Regions from separate parts of the Homo sapiens genome. Here region 1 is linked to region 2. A link is a contact called in ENCODE Hi-C or POLR2A ChIA-PET data. All regions are on one chromosome and are shown on one strand. Each heading gives the region's core, a stretch centred on a gene start or an enhancer-like site at or near the end of the contact. The rest is flanking DNA. Distances are from core to core; before and after follow the strand shown. Region 1 has its middle 22 kb from the start of MIR4642. Region 2 overlaps CDC5L (cell division cycle 5 like).

Evidence for each region. A loop is a pair of places that touch in the nucleus more often than their neighbours do. ChIA-PET counts read pairs that join two places held with the same protein, here RNA polymerase II (POLR2A). Pooled maps may share reads with other maps.
Region 1: a map of psoas muscle shows a loop between it and region 2 (2.1-fold over the local background). The contact joins two enhancer-like sites. A Hi-C loop is called at or near these places in 1 of 168 maps with a recorded cell type or tissue (psoas muscle) and 1 of 50 pooled maps. POLR2A ChIA-PET finds 5 or more read pairs at or near these places in 8 of 52 experiments (HCT116, HEK293, K562 and 5 more).

Annotation. Positions count from the first base shown.
Region 1 is chr6:44,454,640-44,461,624 of GRCh38, reverse strand. No RefSeq gene overlaps it. Among named protein-coding and RNA genes, the nearest start is that of MIR4642, 22 kb to the right of the region's middle. RefSeq lists a silencer at 5,086-5,195. Within about 2 kb of position 4,769, at least 3 of the 41 ENCODE cell types and tissues checked have a DNase peak (open chromatin) inside an H3K27ac peak, as active enhancers do.
Region 2 is chr6:44,409,661-44,416,836 of GRCh38, reverse strand. All of the region lies in intron 8 of CDC5L (cell division cycle 5 like), which reads right to left. Among named protein-coding and RNA genes, the nearest start is that of MIR4642, 22 kb to the left of the region's middle. RefSeq lists enhancers at 1,106-1,215, 1,246-1,375. Within about 2 kb of position 1,261, at least 3 of the 41 ENCODE cell types and tissues checked have a DNase peak (open chromatin) inside an H3K27ac peak, as active enhancers do.

The DNA.
Region 1 (6,985 bases), core at 3,520-6,019, 41 kb before region 2:
TATTTAAATTTATCTAATTTAAATACGTTTTTTGTTTGTTTGTTTGTTTGTTTGTTTTTGAGACAGAGTCTCACTCTGTCACCCAGGCTGGAGTGCAGTGGCGCCATCTCGGCTCACTGCAAGCTCCGTCTCCTGGGTTCACGCCATTCTCCTGTCTCAGCCTCCCTAGTAGCTGGGACTACAGGCGCCCGCCACCACGCCCGGCTAATTTTTTGTATTTTTAGTAGAGACGGGGTTTCACCGTGTTAGCCAGGATGGTCTCGATCTCCTGACCTCGTGATCCACCCGCCTCAGCCTCCCAAAGTGCTGGGATTACAGGCGTGAGCCACCGCGCCCGGCCTAAATTCCAGTTTTAATAGCTGCACATAGCTAGTGGCTACCATATTGGACTGCAAACTTCTGGAAGAACCAGAACCTTTCTGAACTTTGATTTTTCCTTGGTTTTTTCTGACCCTTTGTCAAAGCACAAACATGGCAACTGTGGGTACAGCGAGAGTCCTTGTTCTCCCCTCCCTCACCCCAGCTCCCCTGCCCTTTCTACATTCCCCCTTCCACCCAACACCTTTAGAGCTTTCTAGGACAAAATATTATTTCTAATAACAGAACTTTCTCATTCAGTTATAATCACAAATCCCTCTGGGAAGAAAGTCTTATAGTGCAACAAATGGCCTATCCAAAGATTTCAGAAAATTACTTTTTAAAAACTCTTTGGAGTGGACTACGCAGGGAAATTAAATAAGTATCACGTTGGTTTGAGTAAGTTATCACATATGCCCCATGAGTTTCAGGGCATGTTTTGAGAAGGCTTTTTTCACTGGTTGCAAATAACGGACAAATTGTTAATATCATGAGTGATCGAAGGAAGGGCCAGTTGCTGCCTTCAGAACAGGAAGACCTCTGCAGGGAGGAGAATATTAATCAAGCCATCTGGAGAGCAGAGGACAGCCAGGAGAAAAACAAGCTTCTCCTTCATCATGTATAGGCAGCTCCTGGGTGAGGCTCCAACAGTGTTTCCCAAACTTCCATGTGCATGCACACCACCTGCATTAAAAGGCAAATTCCCGTTCAGCAGAGCTGGATGATGCTGACACCATGGCCCATAGTGACGCTGCAGGCCTCGATGCCCTGAAGTTCACAGTGTCCACATCTTCCAGCCCTGACTCTCGAGTCTACCCTGCCTGCTGAAGGCTAGCTTCTCTTGAAATGAGCATCTTGAAGCCTGTCTCCTTCTAGGAATTCAGCTCCGCTTTATAAACTCACCTGCTGCAACTACCAATCTGCAGATCTCCAGGAAGTTTCCAGAACCCATCCAAATTTATAGGATAGGGCTGGGCATGGTGGCTTATACCTGTAATCCCAGTGCTTTGGGAGGCTGAGGCCAGGAGTTCAAGACCAACATAGGCAATATAGCAAGACCCCATGTCTACAAAAAAATTAAAAATTAGCCAGGTGTGGTGGTGCACGCCTGCAGTTCCAGCTACTTCCCAGGCTGAGGAAGGAGGATTGCTTGAGCCCAGGAAGGTCGAGGCTGCAGCAAGCTATGATCATGCCACTGCAGCCTCGGTGACAGAGGGAGATCCATTCTCTAAAACAAACAAACAAACAAACAAACAAACTTGTAGTTCAGAAGCCCTGAGAGATTAGCTTTGGGAGATTTATATATACAGTCATCTTCCTGGATGCCCATGTAGGTGAGAAACCTGGAGGTCATCCCTGATGCTGCCTGTTCCTAACTCCCCACAAGTTGTTGCCCTCGCCTTAGTGCCTCTTAGACCTGTCAGCGTCTTGTTCACCACCACTGCTGCCCCCATGGCTCAGGTCTGCATTGCTCTCTGCTCACCTGTAAGCTGGCCTCCAGCAGTCTTTGCCCATGCTGACTCCTCCTCCTTACGCCTCTGCTGGAAACTCTCCTTGTCCTCTAAGTACAGTTTTCCACCATTTTTTTTTCAGCCTTTCATTTTGGCGCTAGCTGGAATGGTTTGGTTCCAAGTAACAGTAACCAATACAAGAGGCCAGGTGCGGTGGCTTATGCCTGTAATCCCAGCACTTTGGGAGGCCAAGGCCAGTGGATCACCTGAGGTCAGGAGTTCGAGACCAGACTGACCAATATGGTGAAACCCCCGTCTCTACTAAAAATACAAAATTAGCCAGGTGTGGTGGCACATGCCTGTAATCCCAGCTATTTGGGAGGCTGAGGCAGGAGAATGGCTCAAACCCAGGAGGTGGACATTGCCATGAGCCTAGATCACACCGCTGCACTCCAACATGGGCAACAAGAGCAAAACTCCATCTCAAAAAAGAAGAAACCAACACAAGTTAGCTGATGTGTAGGGGCTCTCGCAGGAACCAAGGGAGGTCTGCAGCTAGTTTTCAAGAAGATCCTGAAAGCAAGACTGAAGCCACTAGAATTCTCCCTAGGTCTCATCTCTGCCCCTTTCTGGAGACAGCTTTCTTTGTTCCTCTGTCCCCATGAGGAAACGTGGCAGCTCTTCTGCTCCTGGCTTTACACATTCATGCCACCATTAAGGGAAACTGAACTCTCTTTCAGCTCCAGATTCCCAGTAGAGAGGATTTTATTTGCCCAGATTAGGTCAAGAGTGTCAAATCAACTATGAAGAAATGGAAGAATAAAGAATTTTTGGGCCCTATTTCATTGTATGAAATTTTCATATAATGAAAATTTAGGGAAATAACTGATTGGAAATGAAGACATCAGGAAGGCTCCATGGAAGAAGTAGAGCTTACAGTATCTTTTAGGCACACACAAGGAAGCAGGGGGCCCGGTATCCCCATCACTCACTTGGCTTCACTACCTCCTGCATGTCCATCCCCACTGCCCCATATGGATCCATTACCGGCCTACCCACTGGAATTCTTGGTTGCAAGCCACAGAAACCACTACTGACCAGTCTCAGCACAAAGGGAGTTGATAGCTCACACTCTCTCAGGCAGGCCCAGAGAACCGGGCATGGTGGCTGTGTTGCCCGGAACAATGTCCAAAAGACACCCTGCAGAATCAGTCCTGTGCCCACTGGGTAGACACCCTGAGGCTCGCACCACCACCACCTCTGCCGGACATTCCTCCAGTGGTGATGGCTGTCTCTGAAACTGCATGCATGGGTCCTTCTGAGCTGGAAGGTGTGGATTCCACACAGCCTGGGCTCCTGTGCATCCCTGGTTCCTGAGCCAAAGTCCAGCAGCACCTGACTGGGGAGCTTTCACTGCCAGGAAGACGAGGAGAGCAAGTTTTCAGCTTCTATGGTAGGAAGCAAGGAGGGGATTCCACAAACGTACCAAGAGACTGTACATACTATGAGGCCGAAACGAATGATGAGCGTCAAGTCCAGCCCTGAAATCCTGAACTTCTCCCTGCCCTATCCACCCTAGGGAACCCACAGTGGCTGTTCACATCGCCATCCCTTTACTCATGCCTCAACCTAAATGAGCTTCTCTCCTCTTCTGCTGGTAAAAGCCCATCTGCCCTTTAGAACAACAAACGCAACCCCACATGCACCACCTGCCCAGTCCAGGCTGCAGCTCCCGCCTGTGTTCCATGGCCCATGACTCTTAGCTCTGTTTTACAACCTGCTACATGATATTGTCACCATGTTGCCACACCTGACCTCCCCTCCCCACCTGCGGAGCAGACCTAGTTCCTCTGAACCAGGAATCGCATCTTGTCTGTCTTCTGAATGCAGCGTCGGCAATCATGTGTGCCCTCTGCAAGTTACTGAATTGTATTGGGAAGGCATGGGGAACACTCCTTCTCCATTCCTCTGCTTTCTAAGAGAGGGGTTTTCCCTAAACTCTCCTGGCCTCCTGCCTAGAGACGTAGGAGTAACCAGACTGGCGGGTGACAGCCAAAAGCCAAGAGTCCCAGGCCTCTTTCTCCTTTTCTTCTCGTCCTAGACCAGAATGAGGCATCAGTCTGGGTGAAGGAGTCCACTCTGCAAATTCACCCTGGCCCATAAGGGGCAGCTCTGAGGCCCAACGGTGGTGGGCGCTCTAGGAAGCCACTGCTAGCATGAATCTAAGCCCTATCTGCTTTTATCAGTAACCATGTTGATTTTTCATCTGTTTCTTTCTTCTTGTTTCCTCCTCTCTCTTACTTAATTTAGTCTTTGGTAGGAAGGAAATGGGTGGAATTTGCCCTTTCAAACTTGATCTCCATCTATAAGAGGAAGACAATCGAGTACTGACACTTCTGTTTTGTGAGGATCATATCAGACAAGGAACAGGCGGGTTTAACCTCATCCCTAGTATGTCAGATGATTACTCAACACAAGCCATTAGAATTAGAGATACCTACAATGTTTGTTCTATGTACAGATCAGTCTCCAAAAACAACCTCCCTCTTAACCTCCAGATCCATATTTTCCAACACCTGCTTGACATTTCTACTAATAGCAAACCTTTCATCTTTTCTCCAAAATCAGTTTCTCATGCCCTTCTGTCAGAGGTATCATCATTGTCCATCAGAGACATATCCAGGCACCAACACCTTCCACTCTGCCTCCCCAAAGCTCTTGAATACACCCCGCTTCCTTCTCCATTACCCCACTCTCATCATCTGCTCGCAGACTCCTGCAATAACTTCTCACGGTCTTCCTGCCTCCGTCTCTCTTTTCTCCAAACCCATTACGGGCCCTGCCTACAGGTTAGTCTTCCGAGCACTGCTGGAGGCATTCAAAACAATCCCAGTAATCAGCTCCAAAGACGTGGCACTTTAAAGTCACGTCCCGGTGACTCATTGCCTCCTCCACACCCCTGGAGCCCCCACTAGGGCTGGACGCTCAGGCTTCAGCAGTAAATACGGTGAGCCCCACCCTACACGCTCAGTCTGTTTTCGGGAGGCTTAAATCCCAGGTCGAATGAACCTCTGTTTTTCAAAGAGCATTGGTTTAGTTTAGGTTTTTCCCTGCACTTATTTGCTATGGTTTTGTCATCAAGCAAAAGCATTGCTTTTGTTTCATAATCTGCTAGGGTTTTTAAGACCCGGTATTGTTTTGGAATTCATCTAGTTCAAAATAAATTTTTTTTTAAAAAAGCAAGTTTGCTTAAAAATAGTGATGACAGTTGAGAATGAACATGTTCTGCTTCTCGGATTTGAAGGTCAAAAAATCTTAACCCAGTTCTTGGTCCCTCGGTTAAAAGCCATTCCTCTGTTTAACCACCAGATGGCACTGGAGCCGCGGTGGGCTGGGCCAGCTGGCTCCAGAGTTTAGGACCACACCCCAAGAGGGCCTGGACAGAGAGGAGATGGGTGGAATTTGGAAGAGATGTCCCACCACTTCCTTAACCAACCATACAGGCATGTCACTTTTATTTTATTTTATTTTATTTTATTTTATTTTATTTTATTTTATTTTATTTTATTTTATTTTATTTTATTTTATTTATTTTATTTTATTTTATTTAAGACAGGGTCTTGCACTGCCAGTGATCTCAGCTCACTGCAACCTCCGCCTCCCAGGTTCAAGTAATTCTCCTGCCTCAGCCTCCTGAGTAGCTGGGACTTCAGGCGTGTGCCACCACACCCATCTAATTTTTGTATTTTGAGTAGAGACAGGGTTTCCCCACGTTGGCCAGGCTGATCTGGAACTCCTCGCCTCAAGTGACCTGCCCACTTCAGCCTCCCACCACGCCCAGCCAGCATGTCACTTTAGAACCGATTTTTATTAAAGACAAGAACAAATATTAATAATTGATTACCATCGAAGCAATAGTGGGAAAAAACCCCAAATATGTGATTTAGAAAATCCCAGTCTGTGGCTCACACAAGTCTGCATGTCATGATTCTCTTTAGTTCCACCTTCTTGTTCCATCTCACCCCCAGAAAATGACACCTTCTACAGAAGAAGCTGGAAAAAAAAATCCCTCTAGTTTACTGCCTGTCCCATCTGCATGCTTACCACTAAGATCCTGCCATCCCTGGGAGCTCAGTTCTCCAAGGCTCAATTCCCAAGGTGTAATCCCTGAAGCATTTAGTAACTGTTCATCCACATGGGCTCCTCCTAACTCAGCAAGCAGAGATGAGGTGGCTCGCTCCCGCCAAGCCTCTCGGTTCCCTGCCACTTGAACACTAAAATAAAACGTGACCTGGTGCCTGTAATCCCATCACTTTGGAAGGCCCAGGCCGGTGGATCACTTGAGGTCAGAAGCTCAAGACCACCCTGGACAACATGAGGAAACCCCTTCTCTACAAAAAATAATGTGGGCAGCTGCCATCCTCCTTTTTCTTCCACCAGATTTTCAGAACCAATTAAGAGAAGCTTGAGGGAAGACACTGGAAATTTCTATGGACGTTTGAAACTTCTAGCCTAGGCAGGGTGTGGTGGCTCACACCTATAATCCCAGCACTTTGGGAGACTGAGGCGGGAGAATCCTGTGAGGCCAGGAGTTCAAGACCAACCAGGGCAACACAGAGAGATCCTGTCACTACAAAAAAACTAACTTCTAGATTTCTCAAGCAAGCAAAGCCTACATCTGGGCAGGTTTTCTTGATCTCTCCTTCCTCAGATGAAGAGTTTTAAAACCCAAACTATAGTTGACAGACCTGACCATTTTTGTGGGGAAGCAGGAAGCTCACCTTGGAGTAATCAAATAACCATCTCCCACATATCCTTTCTTTTATAAATTTTGTGTTTAACATAGACAACGTGTTATGAAATACATGAAATACATATAGATAGTAAAAATCACTACTATAGTGAAGCAAGTTTGACATAGCCATCATCTCACAATTACCCTTCTTGTGTGGCAAGAGCAGCAAAAAGCTACCCATTTAGCAAAAATCCTGAGTACAATTCAGTATTAACTATAGTGCTCATATTGTACATTAGATGGCTAACTTGTCCATCCTACAGAGCTGCTACTTTGCATCCTTTGAATTAGAGCTCCACATTTCCTACTCCCCCAATCCCTGATAACCACCATTTTCATCTCTATGTGTTAGACTTTTTGTTTTTAGATTTCATGTGAGATG
Region 2 (7,176 bases), core at 12-2,511:
ATGGCAAAAGTATATATTCCTGGAAGAGTGGGTGACGTGAAATATCATATGTGCCAAAATTACAAATAGGCAACACTCCCAAAAATGGTGTGGCTAAAGGAGTGGGGGAGTTTGGCCCAGTATGAGATTGGCCCAGTAAAATGCCGGTGCATCTGAGAGCTGTCTCCTATGTGGTGAATTATCCTTTGTTGACGTGGTTACACTGGGATGTTTCCCAGAATCCTCTTCCATCTTGGTACTGAGTAGAGTTCATCAAAAGTAAAACAGAGGTAGAGGCAGAAGGAGAAGCAGAGGTGACAGAGGTGAAGTAGCAACCACTACACTCTGAAGGCCATCATTGGTCAGAGGTAGTGACAGACTTGCAGAGGAGCTGGCAAGTTTCAGTGTGTCCTTGCACCCCACTGCTCCATATATCCAATTCTCCTCCTTTACAGGCAGCCCTGGTGACCAGACTTCTGCTTCAAACTCACAGAAACAGTAGTGACAAAGAGTCAACAACCCTCCAGACTTCCATGCCTGGCCTCCAGATTTCCCTGTAAGCTATGACTCACTCCACACCAGGGCTGGTGACCTTTCTCCAATCTTTAACACTCCTTTTCAGACCTTTAATGCCCTGCTTTTCCCATAACTGTATATGGGACTAATTCCTCTAACAAATTCCTTATTCCATGATTTTCCTAGTGGTTCTGTTTCCTTAATTAAATCTTGACTGATATACCCTAGACTACATCAGAGGAGGCCAAGAGACAGAAGCAAAACTCCTCTTACCCCTAGCTACACACAACAGCAGCCAGAGGTACCGCCTTTATCACACATAGAACAGACACTGAACCAATAAAAGCTCACAAAGTGAAAACAAAATTTATCAAAATTTTACAAAAAAATATGTCACAGACTAGACTAAATCTCAACTTCTGTCAGTTCATCTTAGAGGTTCCAAAGGGCTTCAACCAATCATAATCATTTTCATTAGTAGACATTTATTTTACTGTGGCAGAGACTTCTTGTCACCAAGCACCCATTCTCTTCCTCCATAGTAACAGAAGCCTCAATTCTTAACCACCACCTGGCTACCCAGAACAAATATCACATGCCCCAGTAGCTAGGACATGTGTGCCTAAGTTCTGGCCAGCAGGACAGACAGAATGATGTGTGCAAGAGATGTGTTCTTAAGAAGGGAAAGGGTGTGCCCTTTTTCCTCCTTCTTGCAGGCTATATGCAAACATGACGGCTGGCCCTGCAGCGACTGTACCTGCCACAAGGAGAAACTAAGAAGAGAAACCTGACATGGGGGAGGACAAAAAAGCAGGTGCCCAGGTCCCTGACACCAGGGAGTGCCACACAAGCCCCAGTTTGATTTATCTCTCAACACTTAGAACATGAAACAGAAATAAACCTCTATTCTATTTAGGCCACTGTTAGAGGTTTTCTGTTACAGCTAAACCCAATTCCAACAAATATATAACTTCCCCCACATCTTTTAGAAGAGAAATCCAAAGTTACAAGCCCCAAACTTACTGCATATGGCTCAGGTTCTAAACCTGTTTTGTGCTTTTTCAAAATAACTACTACGCTCCCAGTTAACATTCACTCATTACTTCAATATTCTTTAACAATCAGTTAAAAAGCCTATTAAAAACACAAAAGGATACTACAAGGCTATAGGAATTAAGACAGTGTGGTACTGGCACAGGATAGATAATAGATCAATGAGACAGAATTGAAAGTCCAGAAATAAACCCTTACATTAATGGTCAATTGATTTTTTTAAGGGCTGCTAAGAACATACAACGGGAAAAGAACAGTCTTTACAACAAATTGTGTTAGGAAAACTGGATATCCACATGCCCAAGAATGAAGGTAGATCCATACCTAACAGTACATAAAAAACTAACTCAAAGTGGATCACAGACCTAAATGTAAGCACTAAAACTATAAAATCTGAGGAAAAAACATGGGAATAACTCTTCATGACCCAGGGTTGGAAAGAATTTCTTGGATAAGATTAAATGCATAAGCAAAAAAGAAAAAGATAGCTAAACTATACTTCATGAAAATATAAGCCTTCTGTACTGCAAATGAGAACATCAAGAAAGTGAAAACACAACCTACAAAATGAGAGGAAACATCTGCAAGTTATATATCAGATAAGGAACTTATATCCAGAATATACAAAGAACTCTTACAATTATAAAAAACCCAGTCAGGTGCAATGGTTCACGTATATAATTCTAGCACTTTGGGAGACTCGGGTGGGAGAATCTTGAAGCCAGGAGTTCAAAACCAGCCTACGTAACACCAGCAAGACCCTGTCTCTACAAAAAAAATTTTTAAATTAAAAAAAAAAAAGATAACCCAATTTAAAAATGAGTAAAGAAGATGAATAGCTATTTCTAAAAAAAAATACACACACACACACACACACACACACACACACACACACACACACACACAGGCCAGGCCAGGCACAGTGGCTCACGCCTGTAATCCCAACACTTTGGGAGGCCAAGGTGGGAGGATCGCTTGAACCCAGGTCTTCAAGACTAGCCTGGACAACATAGTGAGATCCCATCTCTACAAAAATAAAAAATTAGCCAGGCACAGTGGTGCACACCTGTAGTCCCAGCAACTTGAGAGGCTGTGGTGGGAGGGCTGCTTGAACCAGAGAAGTTGAGTCTGCAGTGAGCCATAATGGTGCCACTGCACTCCAGCCTGTGTGACAGAGCAAGACCCTGTCTCAATAACAACAACAACAAAGATATAAAAATAACCAATAAGCACATGAAATGTCATTAGCTATTAGGGAAATGCAAATCAAAAACACAAGATATCACTTCACAACTAGGATCTGTTTGATTACAAGATGGCTATAATCAAAAAGACAGAAAACAAGTGTTGGTGAGGATGTAAAGAATTAGAACCCTTCCACATTCCTAATAAAAACGTACAATGTGCTAGGCACGGTGGCTGATGCCTGTAATCCCAGCGTTTTGGGAGGCTGAGGCAGAAGGATCACTTGAGGTCAGGAGTTCAAGACCAGCCTGGGCGACACAGTGAGACCCCCATCTCTACAAAAAATTAGAAAATTAATTGGGCCTGGTAGTGCATGCCTGTAGTACCAGCTACTCGGGAGGCCAAGTTGGGAGGATCACTTGAGCCCAAGAGGTCAAGGCTTCGGTGAGCCATGACTGCACCACTGCACTCCAGCCTGGGCAACAGAGCAAGACCATGTCTCAAAAATAAACAAATAAAATGGTGCAGCGACTTTGGAAAACAGTCTGGCAGTTCCTCATAAAGTTAAACATAGTCACCATAGGACCCAGTAATTCCATTCCTAGGTATCTATGCAAGAGTAAGGAAAAAAACATGTCCACACAAACATCTGTTCAAAGCAGCATTATTCCTAACAGTCAAAAGGTAGAAACAACTCAAGTGTCTATCAGCTGATAAGTGGATAAACAAAACATGGTATATTCATACAATGGAATATTATGCAATGACAAAAAGGAATAAAGTACTGATAAAAGCTACAACATGGATGAACCTTGACGATATAATGCAAAGTGAAAAAAGCCAGTCACAAAACATCATATATTATATGATTTCATTTACATATATGTGCAGAATAGGGAACTCTATAGAGACACAAAGTAGATTAATGGGTGCCTAAAAACTTGGCAGGTTTGAGGGGAATGGGGAATAACTGCTAATGGGTATGGGTTTTCTTTCTGGATGATGAAATTATTCTAAAATTGGGCCGGGCGCGGTGGCTCACGCCTGTAATCCCAGCACTTTGGGAGGCCGAGGCGGGCGGATCACGAGGTCAGGAGATCGAGACCATCCCAGCTAAAACGGTGAAACCCCGTCTCTACTAAAAATACAAAAAATTAGCCGGGCGTAGTGGCGGGCGCCTGTAGTCCCAGCTACTTGGGAGGCTGAGGCAGGAGAATGGCGTGAACCCGGGAGGCGGAGCTTGCAGTGAGCCGAGATCCCGCCACTGCACTCCAGCCTGGGCGACAGAGCGAGACTCCGTCTCAAAAAAAAAAAAAAAAAAAGAAATTATTCTAAAATTGACTGTGGTGATGGTTATACAACTCGGTAAATACAGTAAAAATGGGTGAATTCTGTAAGAATGGTATCTCAATAAAACTGTTTAAAAACCATGAAAGGAGTTCCATTAAATGTCCCTTATATTGTCCTATAATGTAATTTTTTCCCAAAATTAAAAAAAAAACTATTTTTTTTAATTTCAAGTGTGAATATTCACACTTGCAAACTTCTTCAAACAGCACCACTGAAAAAAGTGGGGGGTCAGGTGCAGTGGTTCATGCCTGTAATCCCCAGCACTCTGAGAGGCCAAGGCGGGCAGATCACTTGAACCCAGGAATTCGAGACCAGCCTGGGGCAATATGGCGAAACCCTGTCTCTACTAAAAGTAAAAAAACTGTCTGGGCACAGTGGCCGTGATCATGCCACTGCACTCCAGCCTGGGTAATGGGAGTGAGACCCTGTCTGAAAAAAAAAAAAAGTGGGGGACAGGTTATTCCTATCTGTCACAGAAGTGGAGACATCTGAAAGGCTGAGGCATGGATAAAGTGACAGAACCAGGAAAGCATGCTCTGTATTTTAATGAAAGGGCTGGATAAGTGCTGCACATGCACGAGCAATACTAAGCCATGTAACACTGACAGAGCCTCTATCAGAAGCATCTCCATCACTTCAGGGCCACCAGGAGAAGATGGCTAGTGGGATTCTTACAATACCTATAGCCATTATTGCCCCCTGTTATTAACAGGTCTATACAGTTTAAGTGGATTCCTGTCTGTATTCTGGACTGTTTAGGTCCCTCCATATTTCCTCTGTGAGTGGTTAGGTTTTCTCTTTCCCAGTCTGTCCGAACAGGCTTATCTGACACTTTATCTGGCCTTGAACACCCTGAAACACATTCCTTACTTGTGTTCAGAATCCAAGGAAATAAATGCAAGATCACATTATTGTTTTTAAAGCTTCTGATATGCTAGATATTTTACTTATTTACTTGAGAAACCCTATGTTCAGACCTCCTCAAAGCCTTGAGCTGGCTAATAACTAGTGTGCCATAATTTTGTAAACTTTCACGAAACAATATAAAATGAGAAGAAAAAGAGTGATAATAAAAAACAAAGTCTATAGGATTTTTAGTCACACACACACACACACTCTCTCTCTCTCTCTCTCTCTCTCTCTCTGTCTCTCACAGGATTTACAAAAAACAGAGGGGCTTTACTCTCTGAAGAGAGTACAAAAAAGATTTCTAAACCAGAGAATACCAGGAAGAGTTAAGAGCAAAATTATCACTATGAAAATAGAGAAATGAAGCAGAAGTTTTTAATTTTAGATTGGAGACATCCAGCCTTTTTCCCCAACTAGGTTCCCAGAGACTGGCCAACTTTATACCCTGTAGATAGGAGACTGGAAATTACTTCTCTGAGGAATATGACTAACCTAAGCAAAAACAACTAACACTGACCCAAAAGAACTAACACTGACATCAAGAACTCTCCCAGTGAAACATCCCAGCCAGATCAGCCTCCAGGGAAGCCAGGAGTCAAGGAGCCCTACCCACACCTAAGGAGCTTCCAATCAGCTTGTGATTGCCCCCCACCCACTTCTAGACACAGGCAAAGAGCACCGGACATTTGAGGAAATACCCATAAGGAAAGACAGAAAGGAAACAAAACAAAAAACTTAGAAACTATGCAAGGAAAAGAAAACTTATAAAAACAAAACCATCATTAACAGCCTCAGAGAAATAAGATACTCATGAAATAAGAGATGGTAAAAAAAAAAAATACTGAACAAAATTTTAAAAAGCTCTTAAACATTACATATATGATAGTAAATTAAAAACTGAATAAAGATAAAATTGAGAAAACCTCCTACAAATAAATCAAAATCAGTAAGATAGAAAACTGCAGAGGAATTAATAGAAAACCTGGAGGTTCATAAAGAGATCAATGAAAGGGAGAAAAACAATTTTAATTCAAAATAATTTTACAAAATTGAAGGCCATGAGTCTCTGGAATGAAAAGATCCACAGTGGTTGAAAAAGACCTTCACCAAGAAACATGCATCATAAATCATGTAAGATAATGTAAGCTTCAAGAAAAGAAAAAACGAGGTTTACTTTTAACAAACTCAACAGTATAGGAGGTCTCAAGAGCAACAGTGGAAGCCAGAAGACCTTGCAGTGCTACCTTCAACACTGTGAACAAAAACCACTGCAATCTGGGATTCTATACCCAGTTATACTATCAACCAAGAGGGTAGATTAGTAATTAACAGATATGCAAGATCTTGAAAAATTCTACCTCTGGAAACAACCTAAGGGTCCACCAGTGGAGAAATGAATTTAAAAATATGTGATACATAAACACAATAAAATACTATTCAGCCTTAAAAAAGAAATCCTGTCATTTGTGACAACATGGATGAAACTGAAGGACATTACATCAAGTAAGCCAGATACAGAAAGACAAATTCCCCATGATTTTACTTATTTGTGGGATCTAAAAAAGTCAAACTCACAGAAAAAGAGTAAAATGGTGGTTACTAGAGGCTGAGGGGTGAGGGAACCAGGGAGATATCTGTCAAAGGACACAAAATTTCAGTAAGACAGGAGAAATAAGTTCAAGATATTATACATTACAGTGATTATAGTGAATAACAGTACACTGTACATTTGAACATTGCTAAGGGTAGATTTTAAGTGTTCTTACCACAAAAAAATGATAAATATGTGAAGTAATGCCCATGTTAACCAGCTTGACTTAGCCATTCCATAAGGTATACATATATCAAAACATCATACTGTACACCATAAATAGATACAATTTTTCCTTATCAATGAAAAAAAACTAAAAAAAAAAAAATTCTACCTCCTATGAACCCTTTCTCTGAAAGCTACTGAATGATATTCTTCATTGAACAAGGGAGTAAACCAAGAAAGCCAAAGACATGGGAGCCTGGAAAGAGGGGATCCAAGGGACTCTCTAGGGTGACAGTGAAGGGAAATCAAAAGAACAAGCTATAAACAAGCCCTGAAGAATAATGAGTCCAGGCAAGAACATTCGGAAGTTCTAAGAAAGATTTCTTCAAAAAGATGAGACTATCTAAAGTCAGCACAGGTTAGAGAAA